Linked DNA regions of Mus musculus: all the other regions are linked to region 2. A link is a loop called in an ENCODE intact Hi-C map of the cell type or tissue named here. Cell type or tissue: left cerebral cortex. All regions are shown on one strand. Each heading gives the region's core, and the rest is flanking DNA. Links, peaks and the distances in the headings are about the cores only. Region 1 overlaps Phactr1 (phosphatase and actin regulator 1). Region 2 overlaps Phactr1 (phosphatase and actin regulator 1). Region 3 overlaps Phactr1 (phosphatase and actin regulator 1).

Region 1 (7,544 bases), core at 1,808-5,807, 180 kb before region 2:
TCCACTTATTCGTCAATACCAGGGTGGGCAGGACTGCTTTCTGCATCTCTCATCTCTCCCTCTCCTCACTTCTCACTTTTATTCTGTCTGTCATTTTCTACAATGTTACATTAGGCAACCAGATATGCTGGCATTTTACTCTGTCCATGGAGAAGTCTTGCATGGGCCTCCATATACTACAGGCTCTGTTTGTTCTATAGGAAAGTCTGGGAAATGGGAGGCGAGAGAAAACATCTGTAATAAAAGATATTTACATGCACGGATGGAGCTGAACTCTGGGAACGGCCAGGCCCAAGCCTTTCCTTTTCCTCGGGCCTGACCCCACCTCATTTGATAGCTTCATTTGAACTATGTTTATGCTAGATCACTCTAGGTCAGGAGTCAGTTCAGAACTGTTCAGTTCTGACTATATGTTGCCTAAGGAAGGAGGTCTGGGGACACCTAGGGCATTGTCATGTCCAACAAGACAGAGAGTGGCTATTGCCTCCATTTCATACATGAATGAGTGTGGGTGCTTTGAGCAGCCGTAGAAGGAAGAGGGCGAGATCGATGGATGAGAATTCATGGAAGTTACCTTTAGAAGAAAGATGACTGTTTAATAGTCATAGTGTCTAAGTGGCTTGTGCTTTCTAGAGAGTTGTAATTATCACTGGCCAATAGAGATACTGGTAGCCACACCACTACATTTCAATGAGATAGATGGATATGATCACACACACACACACACACACACACACACACACACACGAGCGAGCAAGTGCATGAGAAAACATAGATAAGTGTTTTCTGATATTTTCGTTTCCCTCATTTGAAGACCATGTTACCCAATGCTAAATCCTATCAATGTTGATTACTTCTCACACAGCCCTGTATCATTACCGCAACATCCTCCAGGAAGAATCCAATCTAATTATGCGAAAGAACCTATCTATAGTAATATGAAATAATAGGCAAGTAACTAAGCCTAACGAAGGTTCTCTAAGCCTGATGGCCACAACTCTAATTTGAGCAATAGCATGCCCATCTTATAGGAAATTCACAGAAGAAATGATTTAATATATATATCGTAAAATGCGTAGGAGCACGGCGCCCTTATAGCAGGTGTTCAACAATGTTACCTGATACTATGCAGACTTAGTCATAGATGAAACGCACATTATATTAAAACATTACTAGAACACAAAGCTATGCCTATGTACATATGTCTTTAATAACCATATGTACACCATTCAAGAAGCATCCCAGAGTAGCAATGGGGCATCACTACCAAATTCTTGACTACACAACAGAAAGTGTGCTTGATTGTCTCTGTAGTTAACCAAACCACAACTCCTCTACATACAGGTCTTCAATCCTAACCCTTGAATCAAGCAAAACCTCCAAGACTTGGCTGAGTGAAGGAGAGGGACCGTACAAGCAAACTTAGGGACAAAACAGGTTGCTATCCACTGGCTTTTTATGCAGCAAGTTGCTAAGAGACACAAAGAAGGAGGTTAGCGATGGGCAATACACGTAGCCACAGAGACTGTCCTGCGACCAGACGGGCGGGGCTGCTGCTTTCTTACCTGGTGAGCTTGGTGCCAATCTGCTGTCTGAGCTCCAGCCGTTCCTCATCCGTCTGTCTGGGGAGGATGTTCTTTTCTTCTAGCTCTCGCTTAGAGGGCCTGTTGCTGAGTTTGATGGCTAAGGAGTCCTTCCTGCACACCTTCATGGCCAGTGAGCCTGGAGGAGGGAGAAATCAGTCAGTTAACAGAGACACCTGAATGCCCATGGGGCCAACTGCGGGCAGGTTATAAAGCAACAGGCAGGGGGAGAGACACAAAGGCATAATACTTTAGTGCCAGGAACACTAAAGTCCAAGTTCTTAGGGTCGCTGCCATCATCAGGCTTTATATAACCCACAGGGTGAGTATGGGGCATATTGGGAGGGAAGGGAAGCCTGTGACTGGATCTCTCCTTTTAGAAATCTCCAGGATGCAGCAACATCACAACGGAGGACAGGGCCAGCTGTGAAGTGCCATAGAGGGGAGAGGAACAGACAGGGTAAAGGTCTTGGCAGCCAGGAAAGGCTCCGAAGAAGGGGGCTGCCGCCAGGAGAGTGGGTACTCCCACCAGGAGAGTGGGTACTCCCACCGAGAGCAGGCTGGTGGGAATCCACATCTGAATATGTTCAGTGGTAACACAGATGCTGGGAACCATCAGGAGACAGACCAGAGCAGTTTCCTGGAACTCAGGACATCCAAAGGGAGATAACCCAGTGTGGCGGTCAGTGTGGGACCATGTGGGGTGAGAGCAGAGCAGAGGACTGGGAGAGGGACAATATTCTGGGATGGCTCTTTCTTTTGAACACACGGGTTCCTGAGCATCCAGGACTTCAACCAGAGTTGACTTTGCTCTTTAGTGAGTAGCCAGGAGATATCTAGAGGCATTTTGGGTTGTTGAAGGTCAGTTAGGTGGCAGTCAGGAGGTTGGTCCTGTCGTCTAGCTGGTGAAGACCCTTGAAGGCAATGCTCAGCATCACCTTCGTAACAGAGAATAATCTGGCTCTAAAGGTCTAGCACACAAATGTGAGACACCCTGGCACAGATGCTTCAACTCTCAGGCACCACCTGACACGCAGGCTCAGTAGCTGTCCCCTTTCAATCCTGGGTCACTGCAGACCCTGACTGCACCTCTCTGATTTTTTCTCCTGCCTCACTTTTACTCTTTCTTCTCCATTATCCCCGTTTACCAGTAAAATGGGTACCATGCTGATGCCCTAAGTGTGCTTGAAGGTAGAGCTATGGGGACACAGTCTTAGCTCATTGTTGGGAACACCCCATCCAGGCAACATGTGACGGCTGTATTAATAAATTCACTTATTAAACAATTGCCCCACATCAGCCATAGCTATCCTCGCACCGTTAAACTCTACCTATTCATGGTCAGAGTGATAGATTACCAACTTGCTTTCTCTATTTCTCAATATAGTTAAAGGTTTTCAGTGGAGAATTTAAGTTCAGCTTTTCTGAAGCTGGTGAGCTACACTTGAACATGAATATACTGCATATACAGTCGCTAGGTTTACACACATGCAGTAGATTTTCAAGCTCTCCCTTCCCTGACCCCTTATTGTTTGAAAAAGAGGGTTATACTTCAAGAAAGCAACCAAGGCATAGGTAGGGGGTATTAAGATAGCTGTGTGATGTGTATAGCTATGATGCTGTATACATGAGATTTATGCTTTCTTATTACTGCTTAAGGGGCCTGGAGAAGTCACCTGAGCCGTCCTGTGACCTAAGGTCCACTTAAAACCACATCTTCAGGCAGCTGCTCTGTGCTGTTTCTACAGTCCCACACCTCCCCCACTGTCATGGACAGCCTGCCTGCACGTACTGGTGTACAAAGAGGCGTCATCATCTTCATCTTCCTCCTCTTCCTCCTCCTCCCGGCCATACAGGCAGGGCGAGTCTTCATAGTCGGGTTCATGAGGCACATTTTCCTTATTGTCATCACATTCAATCACAACAGTTGGCACTTGTCTTATTTCCGGAAGGCCCATGGGTCCTGCTTTTGTGATGCCGTCGCTTGAGTGCAAACCAGAACTGTGGTAAGACGTGGAACAGGGGACTCGTTGCTCGGAGCTGCATGAAAAGAAAAGAAAGGGGAAGTTCACCTCAGTTGTCCCTATCTCTGAGACAAAGGTCACCCAGGCCATGTGATAGATTGCTTATCTGACAGTTTGTCCTTTTAGGGCAGTGCTTCCCTGGTGGAGACGGTAGCCTGGAGCCAAACAGAAGAACGCTAGATGGATGGTGGTGATGGGTGGGTGCACAACAATGTATAGCCACTAGATGGCACACTTTGAACCAGTGAAGGGGGGCTCCTCTGCAACCCACCTACCTTCTCACTGGGGGAAGGATTAACTTGATCTCAGATAGAGAGGCTAGTAAGTGAGGTTCTATTTTTCAAAAGCTACACAGAGCAGCGGCACGAACAGAGAGAGAGGATAGTTTGACATGATCGGGATGGAGACACAGAGGAAGAGGAGAGCTTAGGTAGATGGAAGGCTGAGCCCTGTGCTTGGACATCAAGGTGGACATGGCCGTGGACCATGTCCAGGAAGTACTCTTCCTAGGACGGTGTCAGGGTTGAGCAGGCAGTCATGGGTAACCAACCCTAGCCTAACTCCTCGCCCGGCCCACCTTACTGGTCAGTTTTGTAAGAACGATGCCCTCAAAGCCAACGCTGATCTAATATAGTTTCAGTGAAAGAGACGCCTAAAGCATCCACTATTAGACAATTGGACAATATAAACCATTTATGGTTTCCTAATAAAGCCTATGTGAAGAGCTCATAGCAACAGGGAGTCCTTTTGTATGAAGTCTAAGACACCATAAGAACAAGGCTCGTAGAATCAGCTGACCAGAACTCAGGTGGGCTCACTGAGATCAGGGCCCCTGTATGGGTCTGACCTAGGTCCTCTGCATGTATGTTCTGGTTGTGTAACTTAGTGTTCTTGTGGGATTCCTAACAGTGTGAGCAGGGACTATCTCTGACTCTTCCAGCCTTTGGGACCCTTTTCCTCCTACTGGGTTGCCTTATCCAGCCTTGGTGTGAGAATACGTGCCTGTTATTATCGCAGCTTGTGATGACATATTTAGTTGATGTCCTGCTCTTTTCTGAGGGGAGGTGATTGGGGGAGGGGTGGGGGAGAGGGGGGAAGTTAGGGGGAGGAGCTGGGGGGAGGGGAGGGAGGGGAAACTCCTAGTTGAGATGTGATATATAAGAAGAGTAAATACAAAGGAAAAACAAAAACAAATGAATTATAATATTAAATATAATATTAAAAATAATAATGGGAGTATGGAGCCAGAAACAAGTCATTGTTTCCTTCTTTCTTTCCTCCCCTCCCTCCCCTTTCTCTTCCCTCCCTCCCTCCTCCCCTCTGTCCTCTTTTCCAGTACTGTGGATTGAACCCAAGGCCTCACATATGTTTGTCAAGTGCTCCATCACTAACATACATCCCCAGTTCGGATAAAATTTTTATTCTTTTTCAGAACCATCAAAAATAGAGTTTATATCCTTATTTAAAGACTTCTCAAAAAGTATTTGACATTCATAAACAAGTGGAGTGTGAAGGTATATTATATATCAGAGCTTTGGATTACACTATTTTATCCTAAAGGAATCTTACTATGCTGTATGAAAACATGAGTTTCCCTGGAACCTTTCAATTATGGTCTAAGTTATTGCTGTGTCTAATTTAAATTCAATTAACTTCCTTCCTTTCACTGTTTCCAAAGGGGTTGATTTTCTCTTTGTATTTTCCACATAACTCTTCAATGAAGCAAATGGGAGATCCAGTTAACACCCTATGAGCTATGTTATTCGAGGCAGTGAACTAAATCAACTTGGAAACAACAGTTACCGAATGGGACAGAATCATGTATTTACAACAGTGCAGCATTTTATTAGAGATTAGTGGTTAGAGATGCCCCATTTCCCAGCTAATTGCACACACAGCAATGGGAGCCACGGGTAGGCAGGACACATTACGGGTGGTCTCTAGGTGACAAGTACGATGTTTAACCATAAATTGGACTGAGTGGGCATCTTACTGCTTTGCCCTTCGAAGCTGCCCTTCCTACGGATCAAAGATAGCTACTACATTCTAGCTGTGCCTGGACATCTTTCTTGGGTATCATGGAAAGTAGGCGTGTATGGAAGAGACACAACTGTGATTTCATGGCTTGTGTTTTGTCCCAGCCTTGCCTACACCTCTCTCTATCTTCATAATTTAATTAGCACGCTCTCTGAAAGGCACAGAGCTTAGAATAGACACCTGGGAGTTAGGGATGGGAGGCAGATAATAGGTATTCTTGTTTGGTGTGAGAAAATGTTGAAAGTTAGAAAACAAGAATGCCTTGAGGCAGGAAGCTCCAAAGTGGGTCCAAAGATAAGGGGAGAGGGGATGAAGGAGATACGAAACCCAACCTTATAGGTGGCATGGTGGTTCAAATGAAGATGGACCCCAAAGGTCATAAATTTGAATACTTGGTCCCTAGTTAGTAGAACTGCTTGGAAGGAGTAGGGACTGTGGTCTTGTTGGAGGAGGTATGTCTCTGCATCTGGGCCTTGAAGTTCAAAAGCTCACATAATTCCCAGTTAGCTAGCTCTCTTTCTCCCTCCCTCCCTTCCTCCCTCCCTCCCCCCCTCCCTCCCTCCCTCCGAGTTATGTGTAGATAACAACATAAGCTCTCAGCTCTTGTTCCAGTGCCCACTTGCCTCTTTGCCCACTGCCAAGCCTTCTGCCACAATGGGTCATTGACTGTAACCCTCTGGAACTGTAAGTCCCAATTATAAGTTGCCTAGGTCATAGTGTCTCTTCACAACAATATTAAAGTTACTAAGACAGATGGTCTATGATTTAAAAAAAAAAAAAAAAAGGTCTGTGCTTTTTCTCCTTGAAGATAGGAACATGAGATTCGGAATAGAACAGGATTCCACAGGAAGGGACCTCTAGCTGTGTTGACAGATATAAAGCACCTGTCACCTCCAGCACTGAAAAATAGGGACCCCCATATAGGTGGCTAACAACCACCTGGTAGGGACATTGCAAACACAGCTGCAGACTGACACCGGTGGGTCATCTTCCTGAAGTGTTAATCTACCATGTGCCAGAATGCCTCAGTTTGTATAAGCAGGAAAATCGTGTCTTCAAGGAATCTATGTGAATCCATCAAAATGTCTGAACTGATTTTTCTAATCAATATCGAAGCTGGGGGTGGTGCAACTCGGGTCTTAGCTTCTGAGAAGCAGAGGCCCTGAGGACTGTCCTGAGCATTATAGACTGCCTAGTATTAAATCTGGTGTCTATCCACTAGCGCTTTTGGATCCTCAAGAGGACGAAAAAGGAAGTGTGCTCCCAAAGAGAATATGCGCTTGAATTACCATGCTCACTTTAGTAGGAATTCTGCCCTGTTCCAATGCTTGATTGTTTATTCTTTGATTTTCTTGGTAACCAAGGGTGGTGGCACATGTCTATAAACCCAGCACTCAGGAGGGTGAGGCCTGCACAGGAGATTATCTCAACACACACATATAAACATATATACATACATGTATACACACACACACACACACACACACACACACACACACACACACATAATGCCCCCCCATCACACACACACACACACACACACACACACGCACACATAATGACCCCCATCACACAAACACACACACACACCCCTGCACTCTCTCTTCCAGAAACACCCCACTAATGGATATATCACAATGACTAGCATTTGATAACCAGCTGCTGTTTCTGTGTATTGCTGGTCAGCAATCTCCAGCATCATGTATAATAAGCACCAGTCTCTCCCTCTGACTTTGCAGCAGCCTACAAGGTCAGAAAGCATCTCTGCCCATTTAACTGAGGAGGAGTCGAAGACCAGGAGGTCCAGCTAGTGACTGACCCACAGTCTTCCTGGCTCCATATCCTGGCTTCTAGTACTATTCCTACTGGTCACTCAGTCAAGCACAACCTAGGATATTGA
Region 2 (7,544 bases), core at 1,249-5,248:
TTAGTAGTATTAAAGCGATTGGGTTAAAAATAAGGTCAACAAAACCATATTTAAGGCTGATGCACAAATATTAAGAGCATTAAAAAAATAACTTGAAAGAAAAGATAATCGCTGTGGCTGGCGAGTGGCTCAGCAAATAAAGACACTGGACACCACAACCCAGTGACCTCGGTTCAGTCCCTGGGGAGAACAAGAACAAGAACTAAGTGCTATAGGGTATCCTCTGATCTGCATACATGTGTGATGGCATGTGTACATGTACACACAATGCACCCTCACACACACACATATACACACACATACACACACACAAATACACACAAATGAATAAGTGTAATTTTAAGAAGTTAGTGGCTAAATTTATTTTTATATTCTCTTCAACTAGTCAAGAATATTTTTTTTCTTTTAAAATTTACTACATATCAGCAAAAGACATTTGGTTAGAGATCTTTAGGTGGCAAAATTATAAAAATATGCTTCAAGTGTTTACAACAAAATCGTCATTTTAAGGAAGACTACTTAAACAGGACAGACTTTTTTGTGGATGTAGTTACGTGGCCTCTTTACGGTTGATCAGGGATGAGGCAGACTTAGAGAGTGAGAGATGCTGCAGAAGGGAGAGCCACCGCAAGCATCTTTCTCTGGCTGGAATGTAGTTCTTTGGGAGAGAGCTCGCCTGGCATGTCTAAGGCCCAGGGTTCTATCCCCAGCACCGCAAGGAAAAAGCAGGAGAAGAAAGGAAGGTCTTTCTCTATAAGTTTTGGGAGAAATCTGTCCCCTTTAAGCCCTGAGCATACATTTACTTGAAAAAGGCCATTGCTCGGGTGAAATGCTAAGCAGATTAAAGCGCTTGGTGCAGATCCCTGAGGCCCACGTGGTGGACAGAAAGAACTAACTCCTCGAAGTTATTCTTCTCGGACCTCTGTATGGGTGACATGGCTCAGGCATAGACACCACACACATGCACACACACATGCACACACACACTCTCTCACATTCACACACACTCACACACATACACACACATACACACACCACACACATATACTCTCACATTCACACACACTCACACACATATACACACATACACACACACACCACACACACACACACACACACACACACACACTCAGTGAATGAAATAAAATTTTCTGATGTTCCTGCCATACAGAAAAAGAATGAACCCAACGGTACCACACTCTTATTTGGCTCAACAAATGAGAGTACCACACACCTGGTATAGTGGTACAAAATTAGGTAAAACTTAGACACGACGACCTTAGCCCTCCTCATATATGGATCTTCTGCGATTAAATACGTGTATCATGTTAAGTGATACAAGAACATCCTCAGTACACACTTCTGAGAGCATTCTGAAATTTGAGGCTATGGAGAAAGCACGAGTCCTGAAAGGAAGGCAGATGGCAGGTTAAAATACATGCCAGCCTTGAACCGCACACAGCACATGTTAGCGGTGATGGAGCTCATAATTACATACATAAGCATACATCCTTGAGTGTAGAAACACCCTTCCCTTTTTATAGTAGTGCACAGAGACACTCATTTAAACAAACTCCCACGAATGGGGAAGCAGCCCATTTGGGATACCGTTCAGTCAACAGAGTGACTGGCATTTAATAAGTAGCTTGGCTCGAAACACATTCTCCATTATACTGTATGGGAAAGGTCTAGTTTGGGGTCCAATTAATCTGCTCACATGCATTCACCTTGCTGTCTCCAGTTTAGCAGTCAGCATAATAAACAGACACATGCCAACATAAGAAACAGACGCATGTCAACATGTGTGACTCAAATACCATTAAACCCAACAGGAAGGGCTTCTCTCTGTCCTCCCACCTCCGGGACTGTCCCAGTTTGCTCTTGGGTGACTCGCTTGCTCGCTCCACACCACCCAGCCTCTCTCACATTTTAATCAAAGAAAACTATAATTACGAGAGCAGGACTCTAATTTTGAAAAGACATTAGGCCATCCGCAGTCACTTCATTACGGAGCACTTCCGAGGCCGGCAGAGAACTGGGGGGGGGGGGGTGTCTAAGTAATCTCTGTACTTCCAAAGGGAACACTGAAAAGCTGCCTGCACAAGCAGGTGTAACTGGAGCTAAGCGTTGAGCTCAGGGCTGGCCTCTGTTACATCTGCTGCTTAAAAACTTTTCCGCGACCTTCAGTGGCCCACCAGAATCTGCACACCGAGCTGCTGGGGAATTGCCAGGAGACTCCTATATAGGCACCTCCACAGAGGAGTCCACACACAAGAAGAGGCTTCTGCCTGCTCCAGGGCCAACTATCCCTGGTCCTTGGCTCTTTCTGCCCAGGGCTGCTGCCTGCACCTCCCCCACTCTGAGCACTGGGCATCTGTCCAAGAGGGACGAGCTGTGGCACTCAATAAACAAACAAACGAGCAAACAAACAAATACCCCAGCCATATTTTACTCTAAAGAGACACCATTCCAAACAACTCCACAAATGCTCAGTGAGCTGGGTCCCTCAGAGGTCAAGGCCAATGACTTCTTCCAGGGACCCCACCTGAAGGAAGCCCACAATCTGTAATGTAACCCCGCAAATTTCACAGCAGAGATGGGGCTGGGGGTTGGGGTGAGGGTGGGGGTGGGGGAACAGGTGTAACATTTTTTTTAAGCTTCTGTTGCTGCTGTGGACAGATCCCCTAAGACCCCCCATCTTGTCAAATCAAAAAGCCTACAGTTGATTCTTTGGGCGCTGCTGAAAGCCCACTGGCTCCCGGTGACACTCTGCAAAGTGCAGGGCCCGGCTGCGGGGAGCGAAGGTCTCCACAGTTGTCCAGGTGGCAGATTCCGTCAGCACCCGGGTCCGTGGACTGACAGAGCCACCTTCCCGCCACCTCCCCGACGCGCCGGGCACTCACCGTCGCGGCCGTCCTCCCCCCGGCTGCAGTTGCTGCAAATGTGCTTGATCTCCTTGCCCAGTTGACAGTGGATCACAAACGACACGTTGTTATTGTTGTTGGGGGCGGGGTCCTTCGGGGGCTTCATGCTCAGCAAATAAAAAGCTTTCTTTTTGGGCTTCACGGCGGCGCCCGCGCCTGGCACGGCGCCCTGTCTGCAGCGCGGCTTCGCGGCGCGCGTGGGCTCCGCCATCCGCTCCCCGAGCGTCCGGGGCTGGTCGCCGATCGCTGCCCCGGGCTCTGCCACTCGCGTCCCCCGGCCGCGCCCGCATGCCCCCACGCCACACCAGCGCCACTGCGGGGCGGGGCAGGGCAGGGCGGGATGGCGCGCTCGAGGTCTTGACCTCTTCGAGCCTGGACAAATCCCGAGACCCCGGGCGGGGTGGAGGTGGGAAGGGCTGCAGAGGGCTGAATCCGCTCTTCTATCAGCGAAGCTCTGGGTCTCCTGGGCTCTGCCTCCCCGGGGCAGCCCCACCCCTCGGTGAATCGCAGCGCCCCGCAGCTCCCAGCCGGCGGGGTTTTGTGGCCACCTTCACTCTGGAAACTCAGGGCAGGATGCCACAGCCACCCCCTTCCAGGACTCCCGCTGCCAAACGCAAGCAAGATGTACTACAGCAGGCGGCTGTCCCAGCTCTAGGGTGGAACTGAGGCCAGAACAAATTATATTCTCAGGCGGGTCCAACCACAACCCAGGACTAGACAACCTGTTACAGCATCCTTGCTTTTGCTTCCAGTGGGAAAGCTTCCCCGAGATGAAGGGGACTTTACTCCAGGGTCCTTAGTTGAAGTCAAAGGGGGAAACCCATCTTCCAGCCACCCTCAACATGCAACTTTAGGGACACTAGCTAGTTCACTGAATGCTCCTCAGCTGCCATTGCTCTGTGATCTCAGGCCGAGCAAGGCAGGCGCCCTGTCTGCCTCGAAGACTTCCAAAGAACAGCTCCCGAAAGAAGGCAAAGCCACAGTCTCATTTGTTGAGGTTTTGATGGTTCTGAGTGACTTTTAAAGGTCGCTTTGTGTTTAAAATCCACTCATCATTTATAGGGCATCCCGAGACTCTTAAAGAACTTTTCAGGGAATCTAGGCTTTGAGAGAAGCTACACTTTACAAACATCTTAAATGCTTTATTTATTTAAAAACAAACAAACAAACAAACACCCTGAGGCCTGGAGATTCTGGTTTCCTGGGCCATTGTTGAGACCCAGGGTTCTGTAACAGTTAACAAGCTCCGGGTGGGGGTGGGGTGATTTTGAGGAACTGTAAACAAGAGAAACTGTTGTTTACAGCCAGGTGTGTCAGACTCCACAATGTCCCGTTCCCTCTGTGCCTCAACCTTACCATACCCAGTTCCTTCTATTTGAACCTACCAAAATAGTGTCAATCAAAGAATGTACAGTCGGACAGTCACTTCCTGTTGTTACCAAGAACTTTCTGGATGCTAACTTCAAACTATTCTGGGAAACTGAACTACACCAAGGTTGCTGTTGTCTCTCCCCTAACCAGAGAGGCTTGGCACCCTTGTGAGGGTCACGTGCTACCTCGTATTGTTTCTAGGCACACAATCTACCATCCAATCATTTGTCAGCCCAAACAGGCACAGGCAGTTTCACTTTTATCTTATTGGTAAGTCGGTGTGTTCTGCCACCCTCTGCCCTGGAAAGGATGTCAGCCCCAGGGTAGGGGGCAGATGTTGGAGAGGTGCTCTCTTTAATCAGATGCCCCTTTGTACAAGTGTCCATCAAGGTCTTTGGTAATATCTCCCTTTCTCAGCTAGGTCGTCAGCCCTAGAGGTAATGGCACTGCCTCTGCTCTTCTCAGATTAGGTGCCACTGGATTCCCAGCTCATACTACCTTGTATCTGGGAGATGACAAAGATACATTTGTGATGTTGTTCGGATGCCTAAAGGGATGAATCTCATGTCATGGGCAAACAGATTTTCTAATCCTTAGGCCTTGCCTTCATCTTAGGTTTCCTCTTAGCTCTGCCAAGAAGCGAGGAACTGTGTGTCCAGAGCACATTACATCTTTTTTTTTTTCCATTTTTTATTAGGTATTTAACTCATTTACATTTCCAATGCTATACCAAAAGTCCCCCATATCCACCCACCCCCACTCCCCTGCCCACCCACTCCCCCTTTTTGGCCCTGGTGTTCCCCTGTACTGGGGCATATAAAGTTTGCAAGTCCAATGGGCCTCTCTTCCCAGTGATGGCCGACTAGGCCATCTTTTGATATATATGCAGCTAGAGTCAAGAGCTCCGGGGTACTGGTTAGTTCATAATGTTGTTCCACCTATAGGGTTGCAGATCCCTTTAGCTCCTTGGCTACTTTCTCTAGCTCCTCCATTGGGAGCCCTATGATCCATCCATTAGCTGACTGTGAGCATCCACTTCTGTGTTTGCTAGGCCCCGGCATAGTCTCACAAGAGACAGCTACATCTGGGTCCTTTCAATAAAATCTTGCTAGTGTATGCAATGGTGTCAGCGTTTGGATGCTGATTATGGGGTGGATCCCTGGATATGGCAGTCTCTACATGGTCCATCCTTTCATCTCAGCTCCAAACTTTGTCTCTGTAACTCCTTCCATGGGTGTTTTGTTCCCAAATCTAAGGAGGGGCATAGTGTCCACACTTCAGTCTTCATTCTTCTTGAGTTTCATGTGTTTAGCAAATTATATCTTATATCTTGGGTATCCTAGGTTTGGGGACATTACATCTTTTTAAAACAGTATTTTGAGCCCTGCCAGCCTTTCCAACTTCACTCTCTGCCCCACAGGTCAGAATAAGAAGACTTGCGTCAACCCCACCTGGCCTCATTAAAACAACTGGACTGGAAGCAATCTGTTATTCACCCCCTGAATACTAAGCCTGACCCAAGGCTGTGTGTCCTGATCTTAATTGGCCAAGTACAATTGTGATTGTAGCATAGCAGACTTGGACATAGCCGCTAGCAAAAGCTCACATATCAAAGGATATGTCCTGGAGGCGGGGGCCTTTCATTTAAGAGAAATGTGCAAGAAGAATTGACTTGCCTTGGACAGCTACTTGGTTGGTGCTCTCTCTTCCTAGCTGTCCTCCTTGAGTTTACAGCCTCTAACTGGTGCTGCCCGATGGTACCTGTTTGTGATATGAAGCTATTTATGTACTAATACTTTACAGGGCAATAAAATTACGACCCAGTTTCTCAGTTGCACTAGCTACAACTTAAAAGGATAGCAGCCACGTGTAACCAGCAGCTGCTACAGTCAACTGGGAGGCTGACAGATCATCTCCCCCCTGCCACCACCACCACCATGTTTTTCTTAGATGTATGAAGATTTATATCTGAGGCTGAAGGACAGAGCTGCCATCTCCTATTGCTACAACAGAAGGTTGGCTAAGACGATCAGAGTCCAACACATGTAGTGTTTGGCGGTTATATCTGGCGGTTTCTGGCACCAGTTTACTTCAGCAAGTAGCGGGGCTGATGGGGACGTGTTCCTTGTGTTTGCTCTTGACCTTGTTCTGTGCACTGTGTTCCTCCTTGCTGAAGCTTGTTTCTGACGTCGGCTGTTAAAGCATCCTAACAGACAGCTCGTGGTGCCAAGGGATGCCTTTTACAGGACCTGTGCTTGTCTCCACCCACAGACAACTCATGCCTAATGATTAGCCTGTTCTGGCTTAACTCAGTTGATACCGTTGGCAGTTTTCCTCTCCCTTGCATCAAGAAAACGGCCATCCTAAGGTATTTTATTAAAGAAAAAAAATACAGCGGGGCTTTTCGTCAGCTTTAAAAGCAGGGAGGAATATATTATATTGAAGGGAAAAGCATCCCCACGCGTCCTGTCACCTCGAACAGGTCTCGGTGGTCTTCCCGAACTTTTTACCCAGATAATCTAACTAGGAAGGAGCCATGATGATCCATCTCTTTGTCACTTATTTGAATGACAACCTGCTCCCGTCCCATTCTACACTTGACTTAAATTGGTTTGGTGTCCAGAGACTCTGCTACTTGAGATGCAATCCCAAAGACCTGCAGATTCAAGGAGCCTATTACAATTGCACATCCCAAGCTCTGCCTCCAAATCTGCATTTTAACAAGATCTTCAAGAGACCTGGATGCGGTAAGGTCTGAGAGGCCCCTGCGGGAATCAGTATGGTGATGCCATTAATTGTCTATGGGAAGAGTGCATATTTTAGCTCCAAAGCAAAAAGGTAGGACTTCTGGTGTCACAGGGCTTAAAGTTTAGTGGGGAAGAGGAGACACTTGGTAAAAGGCTAGACATCAGTAAGAACAACAACACACACTGAATGGAAACATCAGATCTCCAATCAGGAATAGTCACAGAGAACAATGTGCTCATTATCTGGGCTGGGAGCTCTTGTGGAGGAGGTCCTACAGAGATTTAATGGACAAGGTGGAGCTGTGTTGAGAGAGGCATCCATGGAAGGCTGATCTGTAGCAATTGGGGCAGGAGGGTAGTAGTGGTGGTGTCAGAGGCGCAGTGGGGAGGACGCAAGCAAGCTTGTAGAGGAAAGGAGTTGTGCTGGGTTCTGAAGGTGAGGATGGACACCAGCCATCAGCCAGCAAGATAGTAACCAGAAACTGGGCTTTCTGGAGGAGAA
Region 3 (7,544 bases), core at 2,036-6,035, 50 kb after region 2:
TTTTTTGGTTCAGAAAGTCTGTGATCACTACTGCCATAAAATGAGACCAATGCTGTCAGCAGGTACTTAATCTTTACATTGCTACAATTTCTTTATCTACGTTACATTATTCTATTATACTTATTTTAATATACCTATTACACTATTATCCTAATACACCTATTTTACACTTCCTATTTCCAATACAATTTCAAATTATATTGAATGATAGCAACTTCAAATTGCTATCATCTAATTTCATAGATGAACAAACCAAGTCTTAGGCCGAGAAGCCCACCTAATGTACACTCATTAAACTGGTGTCAGAATTGGAATAGGAATACAGCTCAACCTGGCTTCAGAATCTATTAATTTAACCAAAGCACCTGTACGACTACACCAATTGGATTTTCAAAATCTGTTCTATGTTACATCTTCTGATCTCATGCTCTATAAAGTATTGAAATACCCAGTAGGGGACAAAACGTGGCATCTACAAGGGATTTCCCAGAATTCCTTTATACAGAGAGTAACATAGAAATCTTCTATAGAACTGTAAGCCTGAGTTTTTGGCATAGAAAATGTGGGAACCCAAACCCAGACATATCATCAAACTGTAGGAAATTAGCGTGCAAAGCAATATACTCAAAGCTAAGTGGTTCAGAGCTCCATGCTCTGCAGTGTCTGGAGGCCATCTTTAAGAATGTGGAAGGGAGCTCTGTCCTCCAGCTTAGCCCAAAGGAAAGAAGTCCAAGGGGGAAGGAAGAAAGTGGACCCAGCCCTGGGAATGTTGTGAAGTAACTGGAGGCCAAAAAAGTGGTCAATCTTTAGTTTGAGAAAAGGCCCATGAATTTTGGCATTGGGCAGGACATCTAGCCCAAAAGAGATCTCACACGATTCGTCAAATGGCCCTGCTACATTAGGCTGCAGCAGCAAGGGCCATCCTCTGTAAGTGGCTCAAAGTACCTCCTGCCATTAACCAGTTCACCCAGGCCCTGAACAGACAAGCAGCTACTTAGCCGCTTAAGCTTGCCCACAAGTACAGGCCAGAGACAAAGCAAGAGGCACAAAGGCTGCTGGCCCATGCTGAGAAGAAAAGTGCTGGCAAACTCAGACACTGCCTGTCCTCTGAGCAGGGGTCAATACAGTCACCACCTTGGTAGAGAACAAGAAGGAAGGCTCAGCTGGTGGTGATGCCTATGACATAGACCCTATTGAGCTGGTGGTTTTCCTTCCTGCACTATGTCGAAAGATGGGGGTACCCTACTGTATCATCAAGGGAAAGGCCAGGCTGGGGTACCTGGACCACAAGAAGACATGTTGTTGTTATTATTATTATTATTATTATTATTATTATTTTCTTTATTTACATTTCAAATGTTATCCCCTTTCCTAGTTTCCCCACCAAAAGCCCCTATCCCTTTCCCCCTCCCCCTGCTCACCAACCCACACGCTCCTGCTTCCTGGCCCTGGCATTCCTCTATACTGGGGCATAGAACCTTCACAGGACCAAGGGCCTCTTCTTCCATTGATGACTGACTAGGCCATCCTCTGCTACATGTGCAGTTAGAGGCACAAGTCCCACCATGTGTTTTCTTTGATTGGTGGGTTAGTCCCAGGAAGCTCTGTGGGTACTGGTTAGTTCATATTGTTGTTCCTCCTAGGGGGCTGCAAACCCCTTCAGCTCCTAGGGTACTTTCTCTAGCTCCTTCATTAGGGACCCTGTCTGTGCTCCATCCAATGGATGACTGTGAGCATTCTCTTCTATATTTGTCAGGCACTGGCAAAGCTGCTCAGGAAACAGCTTTATCAGGTTCCTGTTAACAGAAGACACATTCTGCTGTTGCCTTCACACAGGTTAACTCAGAAGACAGGGGTGCTCTGGCTAAGCTGGTGGAAGCTGTTAGGACCAATTACAACAGATAGGACGAGATCCCCAGCCACTGGGGAGGCAACTAAAGGAAAAGGCTGAAGAACTCACTACTAAACTGGGTTAAGTGTACACTGCTAAGCTTTCTGAACGTAAATATAATTAAAAATTAAAAAAAAAGGAATGTGGGATGGGGGACTGGGAGGGGACAGTGAGCAGGATATAAAGGGAATAAGAAAAATTAAATAAAAATAATATTCTTAAAAAGAATCTTAGTCTTCTGTATATAGTCAGAGTGCAGAAATAAGGGTCTCTAGCACATTCTAGCTGATAAAAATCCAGACAAAAGAAACTCAATCATTTAAGCAAGGTTTTCCCCAGGGACTACTATGTATGGCCTTTACAAAGTGGCACCTGAGCTGCTCTCATATTTATCATAAATATTTGTAACATTATAGCACCTGTACTTCAAGTGTTGGTTTCAATTTAAAACTTCAGGATATCTCTTGGCTTTGTTGGGTATCAGAATAAATACCGTGTCAGGTGCCCAAGAAAGACAAATTGGCAGAAATTCATGACAGGGCTTTTGGATTTTCAAGTGTGGTGTGTGGTCCTGGAGACTTAAAAGCCATAAGACATTTCTATTTGAATAGTGTAATACCCTGTCACATAATAACGGTTCCATTTTAAAGAGTTGCTTAAGTCAACACATTCACCTCACACAATTTGCCCAAATCTGGGAGTAAGGTGAGAAAAGATAAGATATGGCAGAAACTTCAATATCCCTTCCTAGTCGGTATTCTTAAGGACATTTCCCCCTTCTGTTTTTAGCAACATTATGCTGTGTTTAGTGCACCTCAGGTGGCCAGAGAAGAATAACAATTAGAAACCAACTCTTGTAAGGCATGTCTAGTGTATGTAGTTGCTTCTCTAGAAGCCCGTGCCAACATGGTCTACTAAAGTAATTCTTGTGCAGAGTGAGCCAGTGAACAGATTCGGTGTTGATTCGCATCTTCTTGCAGCAAGCTTTACAATACGTTGCTGGGATGCACCACCAAACCCGGTCCTTGTTTATAACCTTTGCATTTTCAAGTTATCTTTCACTTGTAACTACATACAGCTTTCCCCGAGTCCACCTTCCCCAAAGAACAGCTTTTGATTTCAGGTTTTGCCTTTCCTGTGTCTTTAAGTCAGAAACTTCCCAAGGCTCCTAAGAGCTGGCTTCAGCAGGCATCCGGGGCTCCCGGTGTCTCCACTGCAGTGAAGTCTGTGAGGGGATACCCTGGTCTACAAAACATTACCAGATCCAGACCAATCCTCAAGGATAGACTACATAACAAATCAGGGACAGCCTGGGAACTGGGCTCGAAGATTTTAAAACCAAATCAGTTGATGCTGGCAGTTCCCGAAAAGAAAAAGTCTAAACCATGCAAAGTGTAAAACTAATACAAAAGGCATTTAAGAAAACCACAAAAAGCACCAAAAATGATTTCAGATTCCTGCTCCTACCTTAAAGACAGCCTAGATCTCTGGACTGACACACACACACATCCACACCGGGGCTGCTCTCTAGCTCTTCAACAGCTGTGCGTTCACAGAGTGAGACACAGTCTCCCCCGGGGCTGAGCTCTGCAAACAGACGCTACACACACAGCCTTGCGGTGCCAGGCAGCCCCTTCCTTCCCCTTCGCGGCGTTGCCAGAGCCTGGCCACTGACCAGCTCCCTCGTTGAGAAGTTGGGAGACGGATCCAACTCACCCCACAGAAGGTGGCCATGCATCTCAGCAGCAGGGGTCCATTTAATCTCCCTTTCAAAGCTCAGATACCACCCACTTCCAACCCCCAGCCTCTTTAGAATCCCAGAGCAGCAGGCAGATTCCCCTCCTGCGTGGAACCACCCAGACTCTGCAGGGCGGTGGTACCTACCTCCCCCCACCCCCCACCCCCCTCCCGAGGCTAGCCGCGGTGACCTCTTACCTTCACAGAGCCGGAGGTCTCCAAGGAGTCCAGCCTTTCACTGGAATTGGGAGGCCACCGGTTTGGGAAGCAAGGAACATCTCGAAGTGAAACAGAAAGTAGCCTGGGGATCCAACCCAGACCCTGGACCTGCACTTGACCAGCCCCAAGCTCTGGGAGTCTTGAGACTCAGCCGCCCCGCAGCTCAGCTCCACAGGCTCAGCTTGGGAGGATCCCAAGGACTCAACCATAGAGAAGTCTGGAACTCTCAGTCACCGCCTGAGCTGCTGGTTTTTTTTTTTTTTTTCCTCCTTTTTTTTTGAATATTTGTTGAGCTTTTTAATATGCAGTTTGTTCCTTCTAAAAGGAATTAGCAATCCCATCACCCGACTCTCCTGGCTCCATTGTATAATTAAACTGATCCAACAGCAACGCTCCCTCACCTTAGGTCCCCAGCCCAAACCCCCACGCATCATCTACATCCTCAAAGATACTCAAAACATCAGACTCTGACAATTAACCTTTTCCGGAATTTTCGTTTGGGGACAGCCTTTTCGGCCATGGGCACAGAACCCCTTAAATGCTGTTCAAGAAGAGATTTCTCAGGGTGTAACGACGGTAGCTTTCTTGAGATTAAGGACTGAACGGTTTCAGATAAGTGTCTGAACCCAGAGTTGAAAAGTCTCATATAGCTTTATAACACATGCGCAAATTCTAAAGGCTGTAGTGTTTGTTACTGTTGCCACATCACTTAATTCTAGGAGTCAAAAGGTAGTTGGACTTGAGGGGTCTTCAGCCACCTCCCACCCTACATCACCCCAAACCTGATCTGTCTACACCCTTCCCCTACCACTTCAAAGACATATGGTGGCCAAGGAAAAGCTCCAAGCTTGGTATGGAAAGTGAAACCTTAACCTTTCACCCCATTCCATTCTGTTCCAGTTTACCTGATTTACATATGCCTTGTCTTGCTGAATAATGCCCAGGGGCCACTGAGAAATGTCTGAGAATGTAGCGAGGCTCTTTGCAAAATGACCAGATTTACAAAACCCCAGCCTGTTGGTCTAGTTCACAAGATGCCAAGATGATTTTTATGCAGGGGTGGCCTCTGGTCCCTCCAGGCTCCCAAGTTAGCTGGGCCTTGCCTGCCGCAAGCTCTGGGCTGGACTTGAAAAGGATCCTCGCTTTTCTTTGGGAATAGTCAGTAACTGCAGCCTCTGAGTTCCCCTCCTTGACCCTCCATCCACGTCTCCCAAGGGAAACTGAGCCCATGACCAACGCTAAAGAAGTGGTCAGTAGATGGGTGGAGTGCCTTTAGAGCTGCCTTTGCTAATGCCAAGGTAACTATCTACCCGTGCAACCCTTTGAAGTGAACCGGTAGGGACTGCTATTACCCTCTTTAGAGAAGCCAGTGAGGAATTAGCAGTCATCAGGCCTTCCGTGCTCTGACTTGCAAAGACCAGATATGTGCGAGGAAAATCTAAGTGGAATGACAGAATGGTGTTTATGTCTCACCCTGCAGGTGTAGTAAATACCGTACAGCCTGTTGTGACAGCTGCCGGAGTAACTACTTTCTTAATAGCAATGAGGACACATTGGGATATATTAGAAAATAATCAGGGGACTGGACCTGTGAGTGGGCAAGGAATTATAATAGGAAAACATACATCGATTACCTGAATAATTTGAATTTCGTAGATAAGCATTCATCAATAGAAATCATTAGGATAGGGACCATATACATAATCTTAAAATTTATAGTAGCCACCGTAAAGAAAAAAATAGTGAAATTATCTTTAGAATATATTCAAAATATGATTTCAACATGTAATTAGTAAACACTGATAGACTATTATGTATTCCTTTTTCTATGTCTGACTTTTAATTTGTATTTTATGTTTATATCACACCACAGGAATAGTCAAAGTCACATTCGAAGCCCTCAGTAGTCACATGTATTCAGATCTAGTGATTACCACATTAGATAGCCTCACCCTGGATTATACGTAGCCATTGTTGGGTTAGAATTCATTCTTTGGTAATACATGTGTCTGTATTGCCTAGAAACGTTACAGGAAGAATTTGTGGACAGCACGATGATTCATTGGGCTAAGGTACTTGGTGCTGGCCTGACACCCGGAGTTTGATCTCTGGAACTGACTCCCCCAAGTTGTCCCCTAATCTCCACACATGTGCCCTGGCATGTGTGCCCATATAATAAATGTAACAAACAATGGAATAATAGAACAAGTGCAATAACAAAAATAAATGAATAGAAAAGGATTTTATATTCACTTGGTTCTAAGTCCATAGCATCATTGAATTAGTATCTTCTAAGTAGAACAGGAAACTATTAAATAAATTTGGAATTGTGATAATACCAAAGATTTAGCTTCGTTCGTGTCACCAGGGAAGCATAAATGAAAAAACAAATAAATCTTGGGTTTGTAGAAAGTTCCTTCTTTGTGCCATCTATACTGTTCTAGATAGACTACTCAGTGTCACATTTTACCCCATGTCATGTGTATCTTTCTCCTCTCTGTTCATTTCCTGAAGCCCCTAAAATAAACCATGCAGTCTTAACAAAGCTACCAGCCACCTTTCTAAGCCACAGGGTCTTGGCTATAACCAAGCCACTCCAAGTATGCAAGCCTGGTCTTCAAGGCTCTGCCTCCTCCCTTCAGATTCATTTTCTACCCTGCCGTCACTGTGCATATGCATCAAACTCAGGCATTACATCATATAACTTCTCGACTTAAAGGCTTTAATAGAAAATCATCCCCTTTTGGATAAAATCCCCACATGTCATACACTGGAGGTTTATTATAAAGGTTTATTATAACTGGCTTCAGGGAATTTTCTCTCTTGCCTCATTGCTTCAACTGCTTGGTTCTGTTTTGTCTGTGTCTTTTCCTGTGACATGGTCTCCATGATTTTGTTTATAGTCAGATTTCTGTGCCTGGAATATCCATCCTTACAATGCCTATGTCTGGCTGAATACAGTTCGTTTCTAAGGGTTGTTCAGCTATTGACTGTAGCTCTTTACTCTTATGATTCTCCTATCTATGTCACCGCACCACTTTTATAAATAGATCTAGTATAACCATGCATGGTGATGCCTGTAATTCCAGCACTCAAGCAGAGGAGACAGGAGGATTACACGCTTGGGGTCAGCCCGTGATACACAGGAAGACCCAGTGTAAGGATAACTGATGCATTATAACACGTCTCAATGTACCATAATCATACGATGATGACCTCTTCGGGTCTCATGTACAGGTTGCCTTTGAGTTCACCTTGAAGCATGACATCATCTTCATGAGCAATATGACAAATATATGCCTGAGGAATTCAGATATCTTCCCCCGTTCCTTCCCCTAATCCATAAATCAGCACCATTATCATGATTGTTCTCATGACTACACATCAATATTCTTAGTACTTAGTGTTAGACCCTGTCCTAGGCATTTTGTACATTGCACTTAATCCCATGGCAACGAATCAGTAAGACGATGATTTATGGCCAATTTTTAATAGACAAGGCATCTTGAACTCAATTATTTTCTTTGAACAAGTTAAGGTCATTCATATGACCACTGTTCCATAAAAACTGGTAAAGTATCACAGCTCCAACATATATGAATTGCATCTTCACATGCTAACTTATTTGTCAACAGACTAATGCATGTGGGTTTTATTATATTTTCAGTGTTTCTACATTTTATTTAAGTCTTCAAAT

What was found. A loop is a pair of places that touch in the nucleus more often than their neighbours do. Peaks named below come from ENCODE experiments on the same cell type or tissue, not always from the same donor. Only the 100,000 strongest peaks of a DNase experiment are listed, where the experiment ranks them.
Region 1: a loop joins it to region 2, with 2.7 times the contacts of the local background. A loop is called at or near these places in 1 of 42 quality-filtered maps.
Region 3: a loop joins it to region 2, with 3 times the contacts of the local background. A loop is called at or near these places in 1 of 42 quality-filtered maps.

Annotation. Positions count from the first base shown.
Region 1 is chr13:43,090,828-43,098,371 of GRCm38, reverse strand. It overlaps Phactr1 (phosphatase and actin regulator 1), which reads right to left. Exons shown (of 14, transcript NM_001302635.1): 8 at 3,376-3,623; 9 at 1,566-1,722. Among named protein-coding and RNA genes, the nearest start is that of Gm15813, 28 kb to the left of the region's middle. In left cerebral cortex, for the core only: a CTCF peak has its summit at 3,830 (motif pointing right); a DNase peak (open chromatin) is centred at 3,814.
Region 2 is chr13:42,912,227-42,919,770 of GRCm38, reverse strand. The region is part of intron 3 of Phactr1 (phosphatase and actin regulator 1); the gene reads right to left. Among named protein-coding and RNA genes, the nearest start is that of Gm52053, 97 kb to the left of the region's middle. In left cerebral cortex, for the core only: no CTCF peak of the experiment used is centred there; DNase peaks (open chromatin) are centred at 1,801, 2,329, 3,068 and 3,514; H3K4me3 peaks cover 2,547 bases; H3K27ac peaks cover 1,627 bases.
Region 3 is chr13:42,862,770-42,870,313 of GRCm38, reverse strand. All of the region lies in intron 3 of Phactr1 (phosphatase and actin regulator 1), which reads right to left. Among named protein-coding and RNA genes, the nearest start is that of Gm52053, 150 kb to the left of the region's middle. In left cerebral cortex, for the core only: a CTCF peak has its summit at 5,944; DNase peaks (open chromatin) are centred at 2,870, 3,472 and 3,943; H3K4me3 peaks cover 1,797 bases; H3K27ac peaks cover 1,458 bases.